2 separate regions of the Homo sapiens genome follow, and region 1 is linked to region 2. The links are chromatin loops, found by intact Hi-C in ENCODE. Cell type or tissue: dorsolateral prefrontal cortex. All regions are shown on one strand. Links, peaks and the distances in the headings refer to the core of each region. The heading gives the core; the rest is flanking DNA.

Region 1 (11,010 bases), core at 1,844-9,843, 290 kb after region 2:
TCCACTCTTCCTTTAATTTATTTGACCTCCCACTACCCAGAATGGGAGACGTGCCTCCCCTTCCCCACTCCTTCCCTCCCAAGCCCCTCCCTCTGGCCTTCTGTTCTTGATCTCTTAGGGATCCTATAGGGAGGCCATTTCCTGTCCTGGAATTAGTTTTTCTAAAATGTGAATAAACTTGTTTTATAAAAAGCAGGCTTGGCTGTGTCTTCCCTACCATGAGACTGTAAAACGCTCAGGGTGCATAGTAGGGAGGTGGTTGGGGATTGACAACCTATTCTGGATGACCCAGGCCTCTCTTCCCACCACAAACACCATCTGGCCTCCATGGGCCATGCCACCCACCCCAGGAGGGGACACCTGGGTTCCATCTGCAGCCTGAACTGTCGGGGCTGAGACAACTCCTGATTGGACTCCTACTTGGGGAGGGAAGCATAGAAAAGGAGGGTAGGTTCCAGCTGCCTGTGGTCACCCCCGCACCAGCTTCTCCCATGTTAAAGGGCATGGGCCTCCAGGGGCAGTGCCTTTTCTGAGCTTCCCAGACTTTCCCCAACTCTTCCCACGTCTCATTCTCCTGGTCAGGCTAGTCTTGGACCTGACTCCTCCCACTAGGCCCTGGGGCTGAAATTGTTGTTCCTTCTGACCCATAGCAGCAGAATAGAAGCCTCAGAACACAACTGATACTCAGGCTGGGACAACAGGCAGTCAGGGGAGGGCCTGTGTGTCCACAGAGCCATTGCACCCACATGTACTCGCTGTACCTGCATATACCCTCTACCCGCATATACCCACTACACCTGCATATACCCGCTTCACCTGCCTGTACCTACCCTGGGGTCTCCTCCCTCCCACCCTTCAGCTTCACCCCTCCTCCAGTGCCCCAGGAGTTTCATGAATTTTCTTGCCTAAGGATTCTCTGATCCTAAAATTCTTACCTGCACGGCACCTTAAGAGGCATCTGGCAGGCCTCCTTCAGTTGTTATTTAAACATTTATTGAGCATTACGAGTTTGCTGTCATTTTTACAGATGAGGAAACTGAGGCCCAGATATGCGATTTGCCCAGAGTCATAGAGCTAATTAGCAAGTGTCAGGAGTAGGACCTAGGTCTCCTGACTTGTTGCACTGTACAGTGGTGCCCTGAGTGGTGACAGTGGCGAGGAGAGGTGTGGCAGGGTCTCAGTGACTTCAGCAGGCAGGAGGGGCCTTTCCAGACTGAGTTTCTCTGCTTGTTCAGCTGCAATGGGTTGGCTCCTGTGTGAGTGCGTGTGTGTGGATACCAAGTAGCCCACCCGCTCTTGTCCAGACCCCCCTGTTTTACTGAAACCCAAATGAATCCCCATTCTCCATCCCAACATCTGTTCTTAGGGGACCAGTCAATGCCAGGCTTCAGGAATCTCATCTTTGATGACAGGGCCCCAGTGGCCCTGTGACCTGAGGCAAAGATATCCGTGTTTTGACTGAAAGGAAGGGACTGGGACTTGGGTCCTCTCTGAGTGAACCCCAGCTGTCTGGGCTGCTTCCATGGCCCCCTTTCTTGCTTCCAGAGGACCCATAGGGCCCTGGCTATGCCCATAGGACCCTGGCTGTGCCCCATAGGACCCTATCTGCCCAGCCTGGAACAGAGAAGACTGGAGTGCTTTCCCCAGGGGGCTTATGAAAGGGCAGGAGTGGGATGTGGCCAGGGCCAAGGGAGGAGGTCCTTGCTGGGCCAGTGCTGCTGTGTGGGAGACAGGCGCTGTCCCAGGGCAGGCTCTCCTGGGCCTATGCTTTTCTCCAGGCCAGCTTCAGGTCCCTTCCACCCCTCTGCCTCTCTCAACTTGCAGTTGTTCTCCCTCACTATCCAGGAAGCTGCCGCTGGTGACTGGGATGTGATCAGGAAGCAGGTGGAGGTGGGGTGAGAATATGCGTCTTTGGGACCCCCTGGCCCAATTGGGCTGACAGCAGGCTGCAGACACATCCAGATGTTCTAACTCCTATCGCTTCTCTCCGATTTTCTCCCACATTCAATCTTGCCTCCAGTCCTACAAGGGGTTCTGTCCTTTGCCCCTAAAACTCTTCCTGCTCCACCTCCCCCCGACCTCCCCAGGAGCCCCCTCAAGTCCTTCTGATGGCTTCATCTCTCTGTCGGGCCTGCTCAGCTTCCAGACACCCCCTCCACTTGTCACTGCCCTGTTTCCATTGATGGTTGAGTTTCTGGGCCCAAAGTTAAACTCTTCAGCCTGGGCTTCGGGTCCCTTTCCCACACATAAAACCCCACCCTTCACATTTCTCTGTCTGCTCCTGTGAGGATCCTCAGCTTCTTCTCAGCTTCTCTTCATCTTCCTCTCAGCTACTCCTCAGTTTCTATGCCCCATGTCCTGAAACGACTTCCAAGTATTCACTTAGAGCACAGGTTCTCAAAGTGTGGTCCTCAGTCCAGCAACAGCAGCATGACCTGGGGACTTCTTAGGAATGCATGGTTTTGGTCCCCACCTCTTGGGTCAGAAACCCTTGGAGTGGAGCCCAAAAATCTGTGTTTTACCAAGCCCTCCAGGTGATTCCAACGCACACTGGAGATTTCTAACTCCTGACTTACATATTCCCTATGCCTTACACTGGCCCCAGCCTTCTGATCACCCACACTCCCCTACCCTCCACGGGACTGCACAGGTTGTCAGTTTGAATTATCCCTCGTTCAGTCACCACAGGTAGATTCCTCTGTTTTCCCAGGTGCCCCTTATTTTGAGGACAGGAACCAGGTTTTTGAATGTCCACTCCACATGGCACCCAATCAGTGATGTGAATGACTGTGCCCCAAGGACACACTGCTTTCCTAGGGGCTCCCTGTTTCCCAGCTCTAGTGAACCCACTTTCTAGATCTCTCTCCTGGCCCTTCCTCCCCAGAACCTCTCTCTCTCTCTTCCTGCCTGTGCCTGATACCTGTAAGATCTCACTCCACTGTAAGAAAATAGCTATCCCTGGTTTTCCTTTCCCAGGCCCCTCTCCAGGCCCCAGCTCAGGCACCTCCCCGCTCTGCCTGCTTCCCTGAACTTGCGGACTAAGGTCATTCACACCTTGCTGAGCCCCTTGCACGCCTTCATCCTGGTGAGGGTGGAGCTAGGAGGGCACCCTCCTCATGTGCCCATCTTGGTCCGGCTCCTTTCTCCTTCACTTCAGCTTGGCCTACCGTGTCATTAGACAGTTGTGCCATATGTGGGGAGGCTGGCAGAAGAGGTGACTGGGGACTGCAATCCATCCTATACTCTGCTCCCCAAGCCATGCACCCTGGTTTGGGGCTGTATCTGTCTGGAGGAAAAGGGTTCCTTTTTAAAATTTGCACAGGGGTGTTCTACAGGTTAGTGGCAGCCCTGAGTGGACCAGTTGTCTACTGGTCCATCTATGTATCTGTCAGCTGTCTTTATCTGCTACCATCTTCCCATCCAACCCCCAAAAGTCCATCATTCTGTCCATCCATCCACTCATGAACAAATGTGAAGGTCAAACACAGACTGGCATTTTCACCCGGCCCCACCCTCCATTTCCCTGAAATCAGGACCCCTCCCTTCCATACTGGTTTCTAGACTTGAGGTTCTGGGGGACGGGGACTTTCCAACTTTAGCACATTTCCAGGGGCTTTGCCTTCCTCCTCCTCCTCCTCCTCCACCACCTCCGATATGCAGTTCCCCATGTATCTGTGTCTGGCCCCCGGTCTGCCACAGGGGTCTGGAGGAAGCTGGTCACACCTTGGACTCACTCTCTGGGGGTGGCAGGCAGCCATTCTGCTCCTTGTCAGCCCCAGCTTCCCCACCCGCCCCCTCCCCCGCCCCCTCCTCCTCCACCTTCTCATCCAGCCGGCTGGGGATGGACCAGTAGAGATGGGCATCAAGGCGGGCGGCAGCCTCTGCCAGCTCTCGAGCACTGCACGAAGGTGTGGGCACCTCAAAAGTCTCGTGAAAGCTGGCATAGTCCACTTCGTAGAAGCCGTCCTCCAGAGTCAGCACTGACGTGAAGCGGTGGCCCCACAGCACCTCGTCTACCAGGTAGGAGCTCCGAGCTTGGCATGTCATTCCTGGGAGGAGGGGCACCGGTCAGGGGGAATCTCAGCTCCAGGCTTCCCTCTCCTCTTCTCATTCCACAACCCTACTCCCAGCACCCTCCCTTCTATTCCTTCCTAAGGGCTCCCACCTCCCTTTGGTCCAGTCCATTTCCCCCCCTCCCTAGCTCCTGTTCTTACCCAGCTCCCTCGTGTCTTCTCCATTTGCCCCAACTCCTCTTAATGTCCAGCTCTTTTTTCCCCTCCTGTCATTTGGTGATGCCAACCAAAAAAAGCTTAACCTTGAAACTAACCTTAGGGATCCTCTAGTCCAACTTCTCACTCCATACAGGGCTCCCCAAAGGAGCATTTCTAACAATGGGCATCTAGCTTATACTTGATTACCTCCCAGGATTGATAGCTCACCACTTCATAAAGGGCCCACTCCTTTGTATGATAGCTCTAATAGTTGGGTTGTTCTTTATACAGAGCTAAAACCTGTACCCTGGGATTTCCAACTCTTGGCTTCATTCCCCTCCCACTTCACAGTCCTCTGAGTATCTGAAAACAGGAGTCTCAGATTCCCTCATGTTTTCTCTCTTGACTTAACATCCCTGGCTTCCTCCACGATTCCTCATTTGACCTGGTTTTCCAGAACTCTACTTTTTTGATTACAAGCCAGAATGGCCAAGGAGGGCCCTTTAAGCATTTTGAGTATAGTAAATTTTCCAACTGTGGCCTGCTCCGTGCATAAGAGAGCGCGCACCATCTCTCTCTTCTGGCCATGATGCTTTCACTAATAGGGCCCAGGATAACATTACATAATCATTTTGGAGGCTGCATCACATTGCTACGACATCAAGACTGTAGCCAACTAAAACTCCCAGTTCTTTTTTCACCAGTGCTCTTCCATGCTGTGCTTACATAAGTGATTTTTTTAAAGCCTAAATGTAGAATTTTATATTTATTCATTTTAAATGTCATCTTGCTGGGTTTTGGCTCATTATTCTTGCTTTTCAAAAGCGTTTTGAATCCTGACTGTCTCACCCAAAATATTACCATCCTTTCCAGCTTTATCTCTCTAGAAAAACAGACAGATTCCTATCCTCATCTCCTCTGTCCTGGTCCTCCCTGCCCGGGGCTTGTGTCCTATCTTCCTGTTGGGCTGGTGCACCCCTCAGGGCAGGTCATTCTCCTTTCTGCCACAGGGTCTTGCCCCCAACCCATATCCATCTCGGAACAAGGGGAAACAGAAGAGTGAACATTAGCTAACCGGAGAGTGGCTGTCAACTCGGAAAGCCTGGCGCTGAGACATTGGTATTCCTCGGTGAAGTTGGAATAGAAAGTATCCAGTGGGAGAGAAGAGAAAGAGGCATAAGGGACACTGGGGAGAGAAGGGCTTCGAGGAGGAGAGGGCAGGGCTGGGGGTACAAAGAGAAAAGAGGGCCGGGCAGCAACTTCCCTGGAGGGTGAGGGGCCTGCCTGAGATACTGGCAGAAAAGGAGTGACAGCTGGAGAGAGAGGAAAGGGAACGGGGTGAGTGGGGGAAGAGGAAAGAGTCGGGGTGAAGCAGGAATGGGAACAGTGATGCGGAGCTGGGGTTGGGGTGTGAAGCGGAGTCTCAGCCTAAAGGGGCCAGGGAAAGGATCTGAAGGCACCAGCTTGTCAGCGAAGCCGGCAGGGAGCATCAGCAGCTCTGGCGTCAGAGGAGGGACTGCGGCGCCCCCTAGTGGGCCTTTGGTCCTCCACCCGCAGTTTCCTCATCCTCATCTATCCTCTAGATCTCAAGTCCTAAGTGACCTCCTTTGCGACTCCTGTAACACTGGTCTTTTTTCACCTGCTCCCAAAGCCTTCACTGTGTAGGTCTGGGTTGGACTTATTGACATCACAGATGAGTTGCCAGTTCCTTTTGGAAAAGAGCTAGAAAAGGTAACATCATCTATATCCCTTGTCAGTGGAAATGGATGAATTGGGAAACCGAGGTACAAGTGAGACTAGGTATTAAACTCCCCTCAAGATCCGGCCTAGAAATAACTCAGGCAATGGAAAACCTTCACCGTCAAATTCCAGGGGCCTGAACCTGACTGCAGTGAGAAAACCCCTGAACCTAACCCCTCCTTCCAACTCGGGACCACTAAACATTGAAGCCACATTGCCTGTGTCCAATCCAGGCATGGCCACTTATTGGCTTAGGAAAGTGGACAACTTCCTTAATTTCTCATTGGAGCAATCTCATCTCTAAAAAGTGAGCACAATAACAAGAAGTTACCTTCAGAGGGTTCTTGTTAGGATTAAATCGACTCAGAGGTAGAAAGTGCTTTGGAACTGCGCATGACACAGGGTGAATACTGGGCGAGCACTAGCTATTATTACTGTCCCTATTCCAAGTGACACATTCCTCTGGGCCCAGGGCCCCACGCCAGTGCCATTTCGGAGAATTCCTCCAAGCTTTCTCTTGGCCTTCTGCGGCGTTGCTCGGTTCCACTCCCGCCTCCGACCCCTGTCTCACCTCACTGTCTCATCCTCCACCAGCCCCTCCATCCATCCTCCCCAGCTCCCCTGGCCCCTAGTCTCGCCCCTGCCTTCCTCGGTCCCGCCCACCCTCTGCCAACCCCGCTCCCCTCCCCAGGCCTGCTCGCACCCGTGGCTTCCACCATGCCCTCGAGGATAACGACGATCTCGAAGTCGTCCCTCTCGAGGGCACGGCGCGACGCCTCCCAGAAGGGGCTGGCGGCGTCGATCTCGTGGCTGATAACCAGCGGCGAGACGAGGAAGAGGCGGTCGTCTCCCGTGTCGAAGCCCACGCTGAGGTCGGTCTGGTGCAGCGGGATGAACTCGCCCTCCAGCGTCTGGCGCGAGCGGATGAGCTTGGCGCGGATGGAGGCCTCCACTATGTGTGAGGAGCGCAAGTCGCCCACGCGGAACATGAGGCAGAGGCGCCCGTCGCGCAGCGACACCACGGCGTGCGAGGAGAAGACGAGCGTGGCTGCGCGCTTGTTGGGCTGCGAGATCTTGACGAACATGCAGCCCACCATGAAGGCGTTCACCATGGAGCCCAGGATGGCCTGCAGCAGCAGCAGCACGATGCCCTCGGGGCACTGGTCGGTGATGACGCGGTGCCCGTAGCCGATGGTGGTCTCGGTCTCGATGGAGAAGAGGAAGGCGGCCACGAAGCCGTTGAGGTTGTTGACGCACGGCGTCCACGCGGTGTCCTCCAGGTGCTCCAGGTCGCCGCGGCCGTAGGCGATCAGCCACCAGATGGCGCCGAAGAAGAGCCAGGTGAGCGCGTAGGCCAGGACGAAGAACAACAGGCTGAGGCGCCACTGCAGGTCCACCAGCGTGGTGAACAGGTCCGTCAGGTAGCGGTATGTCTCGCGCACGTTGCCCTGCTGCACGTTGCACCGGCCATCCTTCTCCACGTAGCGCTGGCGGCCGCGGCGCCGCGGCGGCTCCTCCTGCCCGGGCGAGAAGGCCGCGTTCTCCTGCGCCATGGCGGCCGCGTCAGGGCGAGCGCTGCGGGCGCCTGGAGTGCGGCGGGGGCCCGAGCTGCTGCCACCTGCCGCGCGTCGCTGGGCGCCTAGGCGGCGTCGGGGGTCCTGGAGGGGCTTAATAAAGGTTTGCCGAATGAGTGGCCCCTCGGGAGATGGGGAGGCACGGGGCATCAGGGCCAGCACCGAGCCCTGGGGGGCCCTGGGCGAGTCCCTTCGTGTTGCCTGGCCTCTATTTCTGGGAATAACACATTCAGCCCTAACTGCCCCCCAGGCTCAGAAAGTTGTGAGGGTCAAATGGAATGATGTACCTGAACTGGATAGAACTGTGCAAGTTCCACGATGATTTTCAGGGGAAGGAGGTACCAGATATTTTGGTGCCATCACCTCCAGCTGGGGTGTGCAGCACCTCAGGGGCAGCCCCGGGGCCAAAGACCCAGGCCCAGATCCCCCTAGTGATTTCCTGAAATCAATAGACTGGGGGCTTTTTGGGGAGGGGGGCAGGCGGGTAATGGAGCCCTCCCTGCCCTAAGGACTTCCACCATCCCTTCCCCAGCTGTAGCCAGTGCAGCCACCAATGGCTCTCCTCGCAGGCTGTTTTGAAGTTCACCCCAAGACTGATACACAGTCTTTCTCATTCTTCCCTCCTTGGACCTCACTCACTCCGCTCCATTCCCTCCCCTCAACATGCTTACAAACGAGAAAGAAATGAAAGCTGTGGAAAGTCAGTGGAAACCCTCCAGTGCACAAGGGTGGAACATTAGGAAATTCCCACTAGAAATCCTCCCTGAGACCTACCCACGATCACTGCTGCTCTTGGGCCAGCCTCATTTCCCTTGGGTTTTTTCTCCTAGTGGAGACAGCCTGCAAATGGGGAGGGGAACTGGAAGATCCCAACACAGAAGCCTGGGAAAGGAAGCCCAGAGTTATAAAGAGTTAGGCTCGTATCCCTCTGGGATCCTATTCTTCATGAGAGACATGGAATCAGATCAGGTGAAGCACTAAGCACCCACATTTATTTCCCCACTCCCTCTAGTTATATTTTCCCCCAGCCTCTTACTTCCCATGGACTATCCTAACACCAGCCCCGCCCCCACCTGCCATATGCCCCAAAGCCCACATTCCAAGCGAAGCCCACCTGATTTTTCTTCACATGCTTGCCTCTGAGGAGCTCTCTGAGCTGCAATCTGCTCTGAGAGAGGTCCAGAGCCCTTCCCCAAAGCACCCAGGGTCCTCTAGGAGATATGGACCATACAGGGAAAGGTTTAGAATAGGATTTGGGACTCTTCCACCTTCCCTTCTCTTTCCTGGGAATGATCCTCTCCTCCCACTCCACGGAAACGTGGGCTGGCTAGTGGGTGGGGGATGGAGGAGTGTGCCATAGGAACCACAGATGGCCTGGATGGTTGACCAGGTCCTGGGGAGAAACTGCCTGGGTATGTGACTCTAAACCTAGCACTCCAGCATCTTATGTTCTGGGGTGAGGTCCTCTGCAGTCAGCACTCTGGAGAGGGTGTGTGTGTGTGTGTTTGTGTGTCTTGGGGTAGAGAAGGTAGGAAGAGAAATCAAAATGAAATGGCTTTGAGCTTAGGGGCACCCCCTGCATTTATTGTCCATGGAGTCAGGGGACACAGGGTCCAAGAGCCCCATGGCAATGGAAGATTAGGGTTTCCCCTGCCCCCAACAATGGGCTTCCTTTTCCTTCCCTGAAGCTCAGATGTCCTCAGGAAGAGTAAGCATTGACTGGCTCAGAGACCCCAGGTCATGCAGAAAACGACCCTGCTCCCATTATCCTAGCTTTAGTCCCAGGTGGGCTTCCAGATGTTCTCTCAGGGTCTTAGGTAATCTGACCCCCAGTCGGCTTGCCTAGACAGATCTCTCTGCCCAGGGATGGGGAAGGAACCCCGATGTCGGATCACCCCCAGAACTCTCTCACTCTCCATTGCCCCAGGGATCTAGGTAAACCTTATTTTGAATGTGTCCCACATCCTGTCTTCCTGAGTGGGGGACTGCACTTTTCTCAGGGGAAGGAAAAGTGTGAAATTGTTACCTCTATCTCAAGATCAAGGACTTGATTTCTCCATCTTCCCTCCAAGAATTTCAGTTCCTCCAACCTACTCCTCATTTCTTGTGCATGCTATGACCCCTTTGCAGAAGATTGCAATACCACTTTTCCTGGGCCCCTCTTCCTCCCTCTAGAGAGCTGGGGAGTAAGGGGGCTCATTTTTTGGAAGGAGAGACCTGGTGAAAACTCCCCCAAGAACCAGCTCCTCCCAAACCCCCACTTGCCTTGGAAATAGGGGCCCAAACCCCAAGTCCCCCGCAACTCAACTCACAGCACGTGGAGAGGAGAGTAGCCGGCAGCAGAGACCCCTGGGGGGTGGCGTCCATGCCCCTGACACCGCCCCCCCCACGGGCCCCCCGAAGGGTGGGAGCCGCAGACACCGCTGTTTCTCCTAAATGTAGCGGCAGCTCTGACTAGGACTTGCTATCTGTGTCATCCCTACTTCCCAGGCTCCCCTGCTCCTCTCTTGTTTCCACGGCAACCAGTCTGGCGACAGCTCCAGAGCATCCCCCTCCCCTCCCCAGTCCTGGGTACCACTAGGGGTTGATCCAAACCACACGCCATAGCTATTTTTAGCCAAAGTCCCTCCTCCTGGACAACTCAGAGCTTGGCTCCTCACCCCCTCATAGGAAAAAAAAAAAAAGAAGAAGAAAGAAAAACAAAGCTGGCACGCTGGCTCTTTCCTAAGAAGCTCCTTCCTGGGGGAAAATACAAGCCCTCATGTATTTGAGAATAAGGTGCTAGGTTCCCTGGGGTTTCAGAGGGCCATCTGGTAGCTGGCAGCTCACCACCTTCAACATGGGTCTCTGCGTGCAGGTGCTGCTCTCAGGTCAGGCTGACCATCATGGTCTAGTTTTGGAGAGGCCATGGATCCAGAAGGCGGTAGCTAGAAGGAAAATAGATCTACTAAAGGAAGGGAGGCAGGGTCAGGGGTTCTAATTATTGCCACTGATTTGCACTGTGTCCCATAGGAGTCACTTCACTTCCCTGAGCCACAGTTATTCCATCTGTACCAGGGTGTGGACAAGAGCAAATATCCCCTTTCTGCCTGCTTCACAGAGTCAGCAGATCAAACGAAGAAAAAACAAACAAACAAAAACCAAAAAAACCACAAAGGGCTTTGAAATGTGTTTTATTCATAGCAAAAACCCTAGAAACAACCCAAATGTCCACCAGAGAGAAAAGCCTAGGTTAGGGCTTACTAAGTATTCACTCGGCAAACTTCTGCGGAGCCCAAGTGCCAGGCAGTGTGTTAGATGGGGTGGTTACAGAATGGGTGAGTCCCTGCCCACAAGGAGCTCATTAACCCAGGAGGGATAAAGACACACAAACACACAGTGGCTGCTGCTACTAATTCACTGAGCATGGGATATGAACGAGACACATGCCTCATGTCATCCCCATGGCAACTCTATAAGACAGGTGTTATTTTTCCCAGTTATAG
Region 2 (11,010 bases), core at 1,115-9,114:
AATGCTCATATAGGCCGGGCGCGGTGGCTCACACCTGTAAACCCAGCACTTTGGGAGGCTGAGGCCAGCAGATCACTTGAGGTCAGGAGTTCGAGACCAGCCTAGCCAACATGGTGAAACCAACGCCTCTACTAAAAATACAAAAATTAGCTGGGTGTTGTGGCACGCGCCTGTAATCCCAGCTACTCGGAAGACTGAGGCAGGAGAATGGCTTGAACCCAGGAAGCAGAGGTTGCACTGAGCCGAGATTGTGCCACTGCACTCCAGCCTGGGTTACAGAGTGAGACTCTGTCTCAAAAAAAAAAAAAAAAAATGCTCATATAAATGCACAAATATATGCATGAGATCATGTGCACTGCAGCATTGTTAATAATGAAAGATTGAAGCCATCAGCAGGAGGAAAGCTCAATGAATTATATACATATGTCCTATGCAGAAGTCTAAAAAGTGAAGATAGGGCCGGGTGTGGTGGCTCATGCCTGTAATCCCAGCACTTTGGGAGGCCAAGGTGGGTGAATTACTTGAGGTCAGGCATTTGAGACCAGCCTGGCCAACATAGTGAAACCCCACCTCTACTAAAAATATGAAAATTAGCCAGGCGTGATGTCGCACGCCTGTAATCCCAGCTACTCGGGAGGCTGAGGCACGAGAATTGCTTGAACCTGGGAGGCAGAGGTTGCAGTAAGCTGAGATTGGGCCACTGCACTCCAGCCTGAGTGACAGAGGGAGACTCTGTCTCAAAACAACAAACAAAGAAACAAACAAACAAAAAAAAGAAAACATGTTCAGAGATTTGAAGTAACTCACCCCAGGTCACACTGAAATCCATGTGCTAGCAGATAGATGATTTCAGTAAAGTTCAATGTGGTGAGTGCAATGATAGAGATATGCATAGAAAGACCAGGGAGCACACCAGGAGCCAAGCTGGGGCTATAGGAGAGACACACCAAGTTGGGGTACTTTTCTGAAGGCAAGGACATCTGCATTGTCTTGAAGGATGAATAGGACTCGTATAGGTGAAGTACAGGAGGAGGAACAACGGGAGCAAAGGAACGGCAGTCAGGAGTAACATGGACTGTGCCAGAGAGCTTTGAGTGCCTTCGAATTGTTAGAGCAAAAAGTACAAAGGACAGAATGGCCGATGGGGCTGGACAAACTGGCAGGAGCTGCACTGTGAAGGGACTTTCATACCATGTTGAAGAACTTGGGTTTTATCCTGGGGAAATAATGGGGAATCATTAAAAGGATAGTGTAGAAGTGTCCTGGTTCAGTTTGCATTTTGGGTAGCTAAGTCTGAGGGCAGCCTGAAGGGTGGACCTACGGGGAGGAAGCCGAAAGGCAGGGAGACTAGCTAGGCCACCGCAATAGTCCAGGTGAAGAAAAGCATTGGTAGAACTGGTAGAAAAACAGAAGTCATGTTTAGGAGGTAAAATGAATAGCTACTGATGATGGATTGGAGGTGAGACTAGAGGGAAAAACATGTAGCAATAGTCACGGCAACTGAATGTTGATGATACCATGTTTTGCCGTGGGGATACCAGGAGAGGAGGAGGGTTGAAGAGGGGAGAAGATAAGGTGGCCAGTTTGCAACATGTGGCGTTGGACATTCCTGGGAGATATCCTAGTAAAGAGGTACAACTTTTCAGCTACAAACCCAGAAAGCCAACTTCCTTCTGGGCAGCTCCACGGGAAGGCTCCTGGGGGGCTTTCATTCAGTTTGTCCTTATTACACCACCTTACTGCCACCATCTCCACCACAATTCTCCACAACGTTCCTCTTCCTACGTGTGCTACTTTGGAAAGTAGCACCACTGTACACCCAGGCTCCCAGGCCAGAAACCTGGGAGTTCTCCTCTAGCCTGCCACATTTAATGAATCACGACATCCTGTTGAATCTACCATTTAAATAGCTTCCTAAATCTGTCCTCCCTTCCCCATTCCTACTGCCGCTACCTAAATACAGACCCTCAGCTTCTTGCAGCTGACTTTGCGATAGCCTCCTAAAACTGTTCCCTGCACAGAGCTTACCTTTACGCAGCTATGATCAGAAATGTCCTAAAAGTGGCCAGGCGTGGTGGCTCTCACCTCTAATCCCAGCACTTTGGGAGGCCGAGGCAGGCAGATCATTTGAGGTCAGGAGATCGAGACCAGCCTGGCCCAACAGGGTGAAACCCCGTCTCTACTAAAGTACAAAAAATTAGTCGGGCGTGGTGGTGCCCGCCTGTGCTCCCAGCTACTTGAGAGGCTGAGGCAGGGGAATTGCTTGAACCCAGGAGACGGTGATTGCAGTGAGCCAAGATCACCCCACTGTACTTCAGCCTGGCGACAGAGCAAGACTCCATCTCAAAAAATAAATAAATAAAAAATTAGCCGGGTGTGTTGGTGCACACCTATAATCCCAGCTACTTAGGAGGCTGAGGCAGGAGAATGACTTGAACCCAGAGGCAGAGGTTACAGTGAACCGAGATTGCACCACTGCACTCCAGCCTGGGTGACAGAGCAAGACTCTCTCTTAAAAAAAAAAAAAAGAAAGAAAGAAAGAAAGAAAGAAAGAAATGTTCTGAAAGTGATATTTCTAAAGTGTACATCTGATGATAGTGTTTATCTACCCCACTAGAGAATGTTCATTGGTTTCCCATCACTGTGTGGCCAAGCACACACTCCCTATTATGCTTCTCCTGACCTGGCCCCTGCTTACCTCTCCAGACCATTCCGTCACTTTCCTGTCCCACCAGCCCCTTGCACTTAATGTCCCAACAATACCACACTGCTAATAGTGTGCTCTTGCTCACCAGAGCTTCTCAGGGTTCCATGCCTTCATACCTACAGTGCCTTTCCTTTGTAGGTGGGGTTCCCTGGGAAGTGGATTCCTGAACTCTGAGATCGTATACAGGAGAGTGCCAGCAGGAGAGTTCTTGAGAACACCTGTGAGGTGTGAGGGAAGCTGCAATAAGCCGAGAGAGAAACTGAAAAGCAATGCAATGGCAACAGAGGCTTCTGTCCATCCCATGGGGGCTCTCAAGCTGGGATAACTTTGTAACCCCACATCAACCAGTCATTGCCCTAGGGAAAGAGCAACACCTCAGGCAAGGCGGCTTTCTTCCTCCAAAGGCAATTCCTGGAGAGGGACTCAGCTGTGAGTCAACACTTCCACAGCTGGAGAAGTGAGTGGAGCACACCACAGAATTCACTGTACGTATCTCATGGTCTTCAAAACCCAGCTCAGAGTTTACCGGCTGCCTTCCTCACCAACACCCTCTCTCAGGTAATCACTCGCTTCCTTGCAGATGCCTCTCACTGTTGGGAAACTGATATGTTTACATGCCTGTCTCCCATACTCCCTCCCAAGTAGGTGGTGGGGAGGGCCTGATCCTGTATTTCAGAATCCAGAACAGTGCCCGGTATACATTGGCTATTCCATAAAGGCATGCTGCACTGAATAAATTGAAATCAACCAATGAAAGAGGTAGCTACAAGCTTATAAAAGAAGGAGGCTGGAGTTTAATGCTAGAAAGGATAAAAGGGACATAGACAGTAGAGATTCTCACTTGGGAACCACACTGGAGACCCTGCTTGGGAGGCCCAAGAGTCCCAGGTTAGAGCGAATCAAGGCTCTGAGCTTGGGATGTCCAAAGAGGGGCAGGAGCCAGAACAAAACCTGTAACCTATAAATAGCCATAGGTTATAGCTCATGGAGCTGGGAGACAAAGGTAAAACTTCAAGGGGAGAACGGGCTTCTAGGAAAGAGGAAATTCGACAGCTCCCTCTCCTTGCTCCATACCTGCCAGCTGTCACTCAGACTCCTATATTAAAAAGAGCACACACACAAAAAAGTACACAGATATACACGTGTTCAAAAACCACAGAATCAGGTAAGCACGCCCAGATACAGAACACACACATAACACAGACACACAATACATGAAACAGACACAGACCAGAAAAAAATCAATCTGAAAATTATAGGCCATAATATATGTAAATGAACCACCTATGAATTCTAAACTCTGTTTACCCCTAGTCAGCCTTCAAGCCTCCTTCACCTTCCAGAAATCTCTGACAAGTAGAGAATTCCAGATTGCAGAATTGCAATTCCTTCGTCCTTTGTCCCCAGTCAGGTCATTTCTTCTCTTTTTCAGGCTCTCAGCAGCTCCTAGCTAGGGATAGGGAAGAGGGAAAATGTTTCTGCTAGTAGCCAGCAGGGGACAGTGTTCAACAAGCAATAATCAAATCAGCCTTCAACTTGCTGAAGGGAGGGAATGGAGGACGAGGGAACCAGAAAAGGGTCCTCAGACCAACACATTGCTCTGATCACACCCTCGATCCATGTCTCCCTCTTTTTTTTCTGCTTCTTCAGCCCCCTTCTTCTCCTCAGCTGCAGTTTCTCCATCCTTAGTTTAGTAGATCTCATGGATTGTCTATTTGCTCAGAGAAGACTAAGCTCAGGAATTTCCCCCTCAGGGAGAGACATTCCCCTTAGCCTCTTGTCCCTTTCCATTCTGTCTTGGTTCCCAAGGTGGTCAGGACTTCGGAGTTTTCATCTGGACTCCTGACCAATGCTCAGGAACCCACATGAGGGGCTCAGTTCCAGGGCCACCTCTCAGGGGATGCTTGCATCCTGGTGCACAGCTGGTCTAGTAGAAGTGGGGTTGGGTGTCAGGCCCCTGCACTGCCCTTAGCCTGGTGCTTTGTAAAGTGCACAAACTGTATGACAGTACAGTTGACCCTGCTACTTACTGCCCCTGAGATAGCATCTGATGAGCGTTTCCGGTGTTGAACACTTTCACGATGATCTCATTTAATCCTCATCACACCCCGGTGGGTCTTGTTGTCTTTCCTGCTTTCCATATGAAAAAGCTGTTGCTCAGGGAGGGCATGCGGTTTGCTCACTGTGGCACAAAGGGGAAAGGTGGAGACAGAGCAGGGACACGGGACCTCTGGCTGCCGGGTGTGGGCTTTCTCCCCTCTAGCACAGTGTTGCTGCACTGCCACCACTGCCTCCCTTCTTCCACTCCCTCTCAGCCTTTCAGGCTCATCTCTGCTTGCTCCCTTCTCCTCCCTGCGCTGACATCCCAGCACTGTGAGCCTCTTTCTTCTGCCCATAATCCTCATCCAATGAGAGGTCAAAAGCTCAGGAAAGAACACAAGAAGAAAGCAGAAAGATAAAGGAACTGGGTGGTAGAAAGGGCTTTCCAGAAAGAGGAAGAAGCAAAGGCAAAGAAGACAGGGCCTGCACTGGGGGTGGAGAGGGAAGGGAGGTGGGTGGAATGAGGAAGCGGAGCACCCTCCACACTGTGCCCAGACTTGGGAAAGGGCACAGACAGGGCCTCCATTGTGTGGGCACAAAGAGGCCATATGCCTGGCAGCCTATGACAGTGTGTGTGTGTGCGCGTGTGTGTGTGTGTGTGTGTGAGAGAGAGAGAGAGAGAGAGAGAGAGAGAGATTTTAGGCAACCCCCACCCAGCCCCTGGGGCCTTGACTTCTGCTCTGTCACTGGTGATGGGTTTGCTGAGTTACAGGACAGGGCGTTGATGAAGACAGGACTGGAGGGTCAGGCACCTGTGGTCACTAGGACTGGAAGAGGGCATGGACAGCTGGGGGAGCTATGGCCATGCATGGGATACTTGGCAAGGGGAGTAAGGAAGCAGGGGTGAAGTGCAAGAGTCCCATTCTGGGGTCCTCCTAACTGCCCCTCCCCCACCCCACCACCCACGAGTTGGGTTTAGAGGGATGTGGAATGAGGGATGCAGAGCAGATCCTCTTCTAACAATCCCTTTTCCCCATCCTCCCTATCTGCTAGCCCCAAAGCTTTCACTTTCCCCTCAGCCCAGGGACTTCCATCTCCCTGCCCTCTCCCTCCTCCCCCAGTGCCTGGTCCCCTGCTCCCTCCTCTTCCCACTCTCCACCTCCTTCTCCTGTCCTTCCCAGAGTGAGAAGAGCAACAAGAGCGACAGCGGCAGCGAGGCCAATTGATTATCTGAAGAAATTCGGAGCTAGCAGTAGAACAGCTGCAGCTTCCCCCTCTCACCACCTCCAGGCCCTCAGGGATCCCTGAGGGGAGGGGCCCCCTAAGCCCTTCTGCTCTCCAGCCCAGGCAAAGAGACAAGAGAGGGAGGCAGGGAGCCCAGAGGACTGTGGCTGCTGAGCACAGAGAAGCACAAAGCTCTCAGGGCCAGGAATGGAAGACTTGGCTTCTAATCCCAGGCCATCATCATGGGTGAGTCACGTCACCTGTCTGGACAGTAGTTTACCTGCCTTTGAAATAAAGTTGTTGGATTCAGTGATTTCTGTGTTCCCGTCCAACTCTGGCCCTTTGGAGTCCTGAAGTTCTCCCTGATCTCAGTTCAGCCTTCCCTTTTGCCAGGCTCTGGGCAGAGCACATGTCATTTAACTCACATGGGAAGGGGAAGATGTCAAGTCCTCCTGTATGGAAGCTCCTCCCTAGGTCTAACTCAAGCCCTTCATGCTGCTTATGTCATTCTTTGTTCATCAAAGATGAAAACCCATAGCTGGGCATGGTGATTCATGCCTGTAATCCCAGTATTTTAGGAGGCCAAGGCAGCAGGATCACTTCAGGCCAGGAGTTAGAGACCAGTCTGACCAACATGGCGAAAACCCATCTCTACTAAAAACACAAAAATTAGCCGGGCATGACAGCGGGCGCCTGTAGTCCCAGCTACTCAGGAGGCTGAACCACGAGAATGGCTTGAATGGGGAGGTGGATGTTGCAGTGGGCCAAGATCCCGCCACTGCACTCCAGCCTGGGCAATAGAGCAAGACTCTGTCTCAAAAAGATAAAAAGAAAAAAGAAAATATTTCAGGGACTGAAAGTTGTCTCTGCATTTCCCTCCTGCTGTTTGCCTTCAGCCTTCTCGTATGACCTTAAGTTTGGAGAGGATCTTCTAATGAACCTAGCCAGTGTTCCATCTGAGGCAGCAATGTGCTCTATGATTTCTCTGCGTGTGGTTGACTCTCCAGCTTCTCTATTTGGAGTTCTCCTCTTGAGGCAGTCAGTGCCATTGCTGGACAGCTCCAGGTGTTGCAAAATTTTTCTTCAAATTAAAATCTGCTTTCTTCTAACTTCTACTCACGGGTTTTGTTCGGCCTACTGGGGCCCCACAGAATATCCATTTTTGATTCTTCTTTCAATATTTAAAGATGGGTGTCATATTACCCCCAAGTCTACTCTTATCAAGACACATATCCTCAGTTTTTCAACTATTTCTTCTATAAAGTGGTCTCCAGACCTTTTGGTTTCTTCGCCACACAACCCTAAATCCTCTCTAGTTTATCAATGCACCTATGAAAATATGGGGTCCAAAAGAGGGCTAACTGTCAGCCTGGGTCATTTTAGGGAGGCAGAGGGGAGTTGGCAGCATATGGTAGAAAGAACCTGGATTTGGGCCTTAGTTGTGCCCCCAGTTAGCTGTGTGGCCTTGGGTAAGACCCTACCCTTCTCTGAGCTTTAGTGTCCCCATCTATAAATTCATTTGAGGGTCCCTTCAGCACTCTTTTTTTTTTTTTATCCCTGTCCATATTCTTCTCTGAGTCCCAGGCCTGCCATCTGTTTTCCCCAGTATCCTAAGGCTGGGGAACACAAAATAGGCCAAGAACTGAGATTGCAGGGAATTTTGACCCAGCCTAGAGACAATAAAGGGGAAGGCAATGTCTCAGTTTCATACCATAGCTTTTCCCAGCAGCATGGACCCACAGACACATGTTTAACTTGGGTTCCACCGAAATATTCACCTCCTTCTCAGGCCATAGAGAGCAGGAGCGGAAGCACAACATCAGAGAAGTCAGATAGTGTCACTAAATTAGTGCCAAGAAGGGAGTATCTGGCACCCAGATTTTGGTGAGGAGATCTTGGACCTGTATGTTATACTCTCCCCTGCACCTCTTTTCCCTGTGGCCCCTTTTCTCTGTCTTCATTTGTTCCCCAAACTGAGCTCTCCTGACCCCATCAGAAGAGCCTACGAAGCCTAGGACCCTCAATGCCCACCCTACCATAACCTGCAGGCCAGCTTCCTAACCCAATTGAATGAGCCACAACCATACCTGGTGCTAGAACGAGGTCACTTTTATTTTTCTTTTTGTATGAAATTGGGGATGCAACCAGAAGGAATCACACAGAGATATGTGACACAGACCCCTGGGGCCTGCTCTTGGGAGTATCAGGAAGAGGCAAGGGTCACAGGGCAGGCTGGGGAGAGAAAAGAGGCAGATGGGACCAGGTAGGATTGTCTAGGGGTGGAGGGAGTTGAGGAAGGACATCCAGGAGCCCTGGAGCTGGGGGAGGAGCACTATCCTGGAGGACTAGAGTGTCAGGACAGGTGGATCTGGGGAAAGGATATGGTGTGGCAAGCAAAGGGCATGCTCACACACACCAGGAGTTGAAGAAGGAGCAAGAAAAGGAAAGGCGTAAGCAGGGAGGAAGCAAGAGAGACCCAGCTAGAGCTGCTGGGAGCCCCTCACTCTACCCCAAAGTGCACAACTCGGCAATAAATAGCAATATTTATAAATAAATAAATAAGTAAATAAATAGATGAATAAATAAATAAATAAATAAATATACTTGTAGAGCTAGGAGTTTGGTGCGAGGGAGGAGGGAGCACAGAAATGCAGTGAGTTCATTTCTTCTATGCAGGTTCTAAGGCCCTTCATTCCACTGCTGACCCTGAGCTATAGTGCGCAGGTGGGGATCAGCAGCATGGAGTAGGGGCGCAGAGTTGGGGGTCTCTTCCCTTGCCAAAGGCAGCTCAAGGAAAGAGAAAAAAATGTAATAAGTAAGTCCTAGGGCCAGGAGAACTGTGCATTTTCAGAGGGCAACAATTGGGCATCCTCCTTGCGTTGGGGGGAGGAACCAGTGAGGGTGCTGCACATTTTCAGAGTGGGCTGAGATGAGGAAGCAGAAGTGAGATGTGGCCCACTCGTTGCCTGAGCCTTCTGCAAATACTCCGGGCTGTTTGGGATGTCATCCCCTAATCCGGAATCTAGGTTTTTGTTTTTTTTTTTCTCTAGTGACACACAGGGAGGGAGAAAATTGGGACAGTAGGAGTCAGAGGGACAGGGAAGTAGCCAAATAGCTCAAAGAGGGCAAGGCACTCACTACCAAGTAAGATCTGAGGTCTGTATGTGCTAAGCCACAGGAACAAGATGGACAGAAACAGGAAGAGTTTTTCCATAATTCCCAGCTACTGAGATTCCCCTCACAGGAGTCAGGGCACCAACCCCTGCCTCCCCAGGGCCTCACCCCTCTGCCAAGCACTGAGAGACTGAGATCTTGGAGGAAGAAGCCCACTCCCCACTCTAACCCCAGCCTTCCTCCCTTGCAATTCTGACAGCCCATCCCCACCAGGGGCAGGAGAAGCTAGAACAGATAGGATACACAGCTGAGGTCTGTGGTGGCTGAAAATTTGGACATAGGGGTAGAAGAGGCAGCATTCAGTGAGAGAGCTTGGGGGCAGACTCCAAGTGTGGCTGGCTTAGTAAAGCCAGCAAGGATTCCATACCAACCACACTAGCAAACAATTCTGCACAGCTGGGCCTCAGCAATAAACCCCGGAAGGAACCCAGGAGAATAGCCCTCGAGGTGCCTGGGTCAGAGAAAGGAAGAGGCCCTCATGACCAGCCGGTGGGCTCTCTGCCTGTGCCCAGGGCCTTTGGGACTCCATGCCAAGGTATAAGGGCTCGGGGAGGATGCGGCCTTTCTAAGCAGTGAGCGGTGGAAAGGGGCCCCAGAGAGGCCCGGGAGGTGGGAGACAGGCTGAGTTCAGACGTCCAGCACGTGGTTCAGGTAGGAGATATAGCAGATGGCCAGGCGCAGAATCTCAATCTTGGAGAGCTTCTTGTCGGGGGGCAGCGTAGGCAGCAGCTTGCGCAGCTCGGCGAAGGCCAGGTTGAAGGCTTCCACGCGGATGCGTTCTCGCGTGGCGTGGGCCGTGCGGTACTTGGCTGTGGCGCGGCGCCGGCGCCGGCGCTCCTCGCGGCTCAGATGCTGCAGGTCTTTCCGGCCAGGCTCTCCCGGCTCTGGGCCTCGGGCCTGGCCCCCTCCCGGACCCCCAGGCCCGGCACCATCAGGGCCCGCCCCGCCCCCACAGTCACTGAAGCCCGACTCAGTCTCTGAGTGGGTGGGCGGCAGGTCCAGCTCCATGGTGTCTGAGTTGAGCATCATGATGGAAGCCCCCTGCCCTGTGAGATCAGGATCCCCTCCCCACCCCTCCCTCTGGGAGCTTGAAAGCTGGTGGTGGGAGGGGGAGGAAGGGGGAGGAAGGGTCGTGGGGTCTGCCACTGAGCTCTAGAAGTCACTGCCACTTCAGGGTTCCATGGTCAGGGTGCCAGTCTGAAGCCTGAAAAAGAGAAGAGAGAAGTGATAGCAGCGGAGGGAGGAGGGAATGCTCAGCTCAGAGGTGGGAAAGCAGGTTTGAGATGGGCTGGGAGGGGTAAGGAACTGTGAATGTGAGGGAAGAACAGCAGAAACTGGTGGGGGTCGGGGGGTGGGGAGAGGCCGAGAGACAGAGAGGCAGGTGGACAGGGTGAAAGGAAGAGGAGGACGAAAGGTAGTAAGAAGGGAAGAGAAAACGAGTAACAGGAAAGGAACAGAAGTGATGAGAAGGATACACCAGGCAGGTTAAAACTGAGCAAGAGGATTAAAGACTTAAAACCATAAAACTCCTAGAAGAAAACATAGGGAGAGACCTTCATGATGTTGGACTCAGCAGTGATTTCTTGGAAATGACACCAAAAGCACAGGCAACAAAAAGCAAAAATAGAAAAAACGGGACCACATCAGACTTTAATTTATTGACGAACATAATCAACAGAGTGAAAAGGCAATCTATGGAATGGGAGAAAATATTTGCAAATTATATATCTGATAAGGGGTTAATATCCAGAACATATAAATAAATCCTACAACTCAACAACAGCAAAAAATCAAATAACCCAATTTAAAAATGGGCAAAGGAGGGATTGGGAGGGGCGTGAAATGAGAAATTACAGAATGGGTAC

Evidence for each region. A loop is a pair of places that touch in the nucleus more often than their neighbours do. Peaks named below come from ENCODE experiments on the same cell type or tissue, not always from the same donor. Only the 100,000 strongest peaks of a DNase experiment are listed, where the experiment ranks them.
Region 1: a loop joins it to region 2, with 5 times the contacts of the local background. A loop is called at or near these places in 31 of 110 quality-filtered maps.

The regions. Positions count from the first base shown.
Region 1 is chr1:160,080,525-160,091,534 of GRCh38, reverse strand. KCNJ9 (potassium inwardly rectifying channel subfamily J member 9) reads right to left here and starts at 9,997. Exons shown (of 3, transcript NM_004983.3): 1 at 9,838-9,997; 2 at 6,655-7,618; 3 at 972-4,049. The coding sequence starts at 7,504. The coding sequence ends at 3,718. IGSF8 (immunoglobulin superfamily member 8) reads left to right here. Exons shown (of 7, transcript NM_052868.6): 7 at 1-192. RefSeq lists an enhancer at 6,407-6,937. In dorsolateral prefrontal cortex, for the core only: CTCF peaks have their summits at 5,530, 5,732 (motif pointing left), 7,058 and 7,265 (motif pointing right); DNase peaks (open chromatin) are centred at 5,249, 5,714, 6,913, 7,264 and 1 weaker place; H3K4me3 peaks cover 5,280 bases; H3K27ac peaks cover 8,000 bases.
Region 2 is chr1:160,369,896-160,380,905 of GRCh38, reverse strand. NHLH1 (nescient helix-loop-helix 1) reads right to left here. Exons shown (of 2, transcript NM_005598.4): 2 at 8,060-10,349. The coding sequence starts at 10,174. The coding sequence ends at 9,773. It overlaps LOC105371466 (a long non-coding RNA gene), which reads left to right. Exons shown (of 4, transcript XR_007066686.1): 4 at 2,846-3,491. Among named protein-coding and RNA genes, the nearest start is that of NHLH1, 8.3 kb to the right of the region's middle. RefSeq lists an enhancer at 4,695-4,744. In dorsolateral prefrontal cortex, for the core only: CTCF peaks have their summits at 3,998 and 4,199 (motif pointing right); DNase peaks (open chromatin) are centred at 4,215, 4,965, 5,335 and 8,895; H3K4me3 peaks cover 1,361 bases; H3K27ac peaks cover 2,417 bases.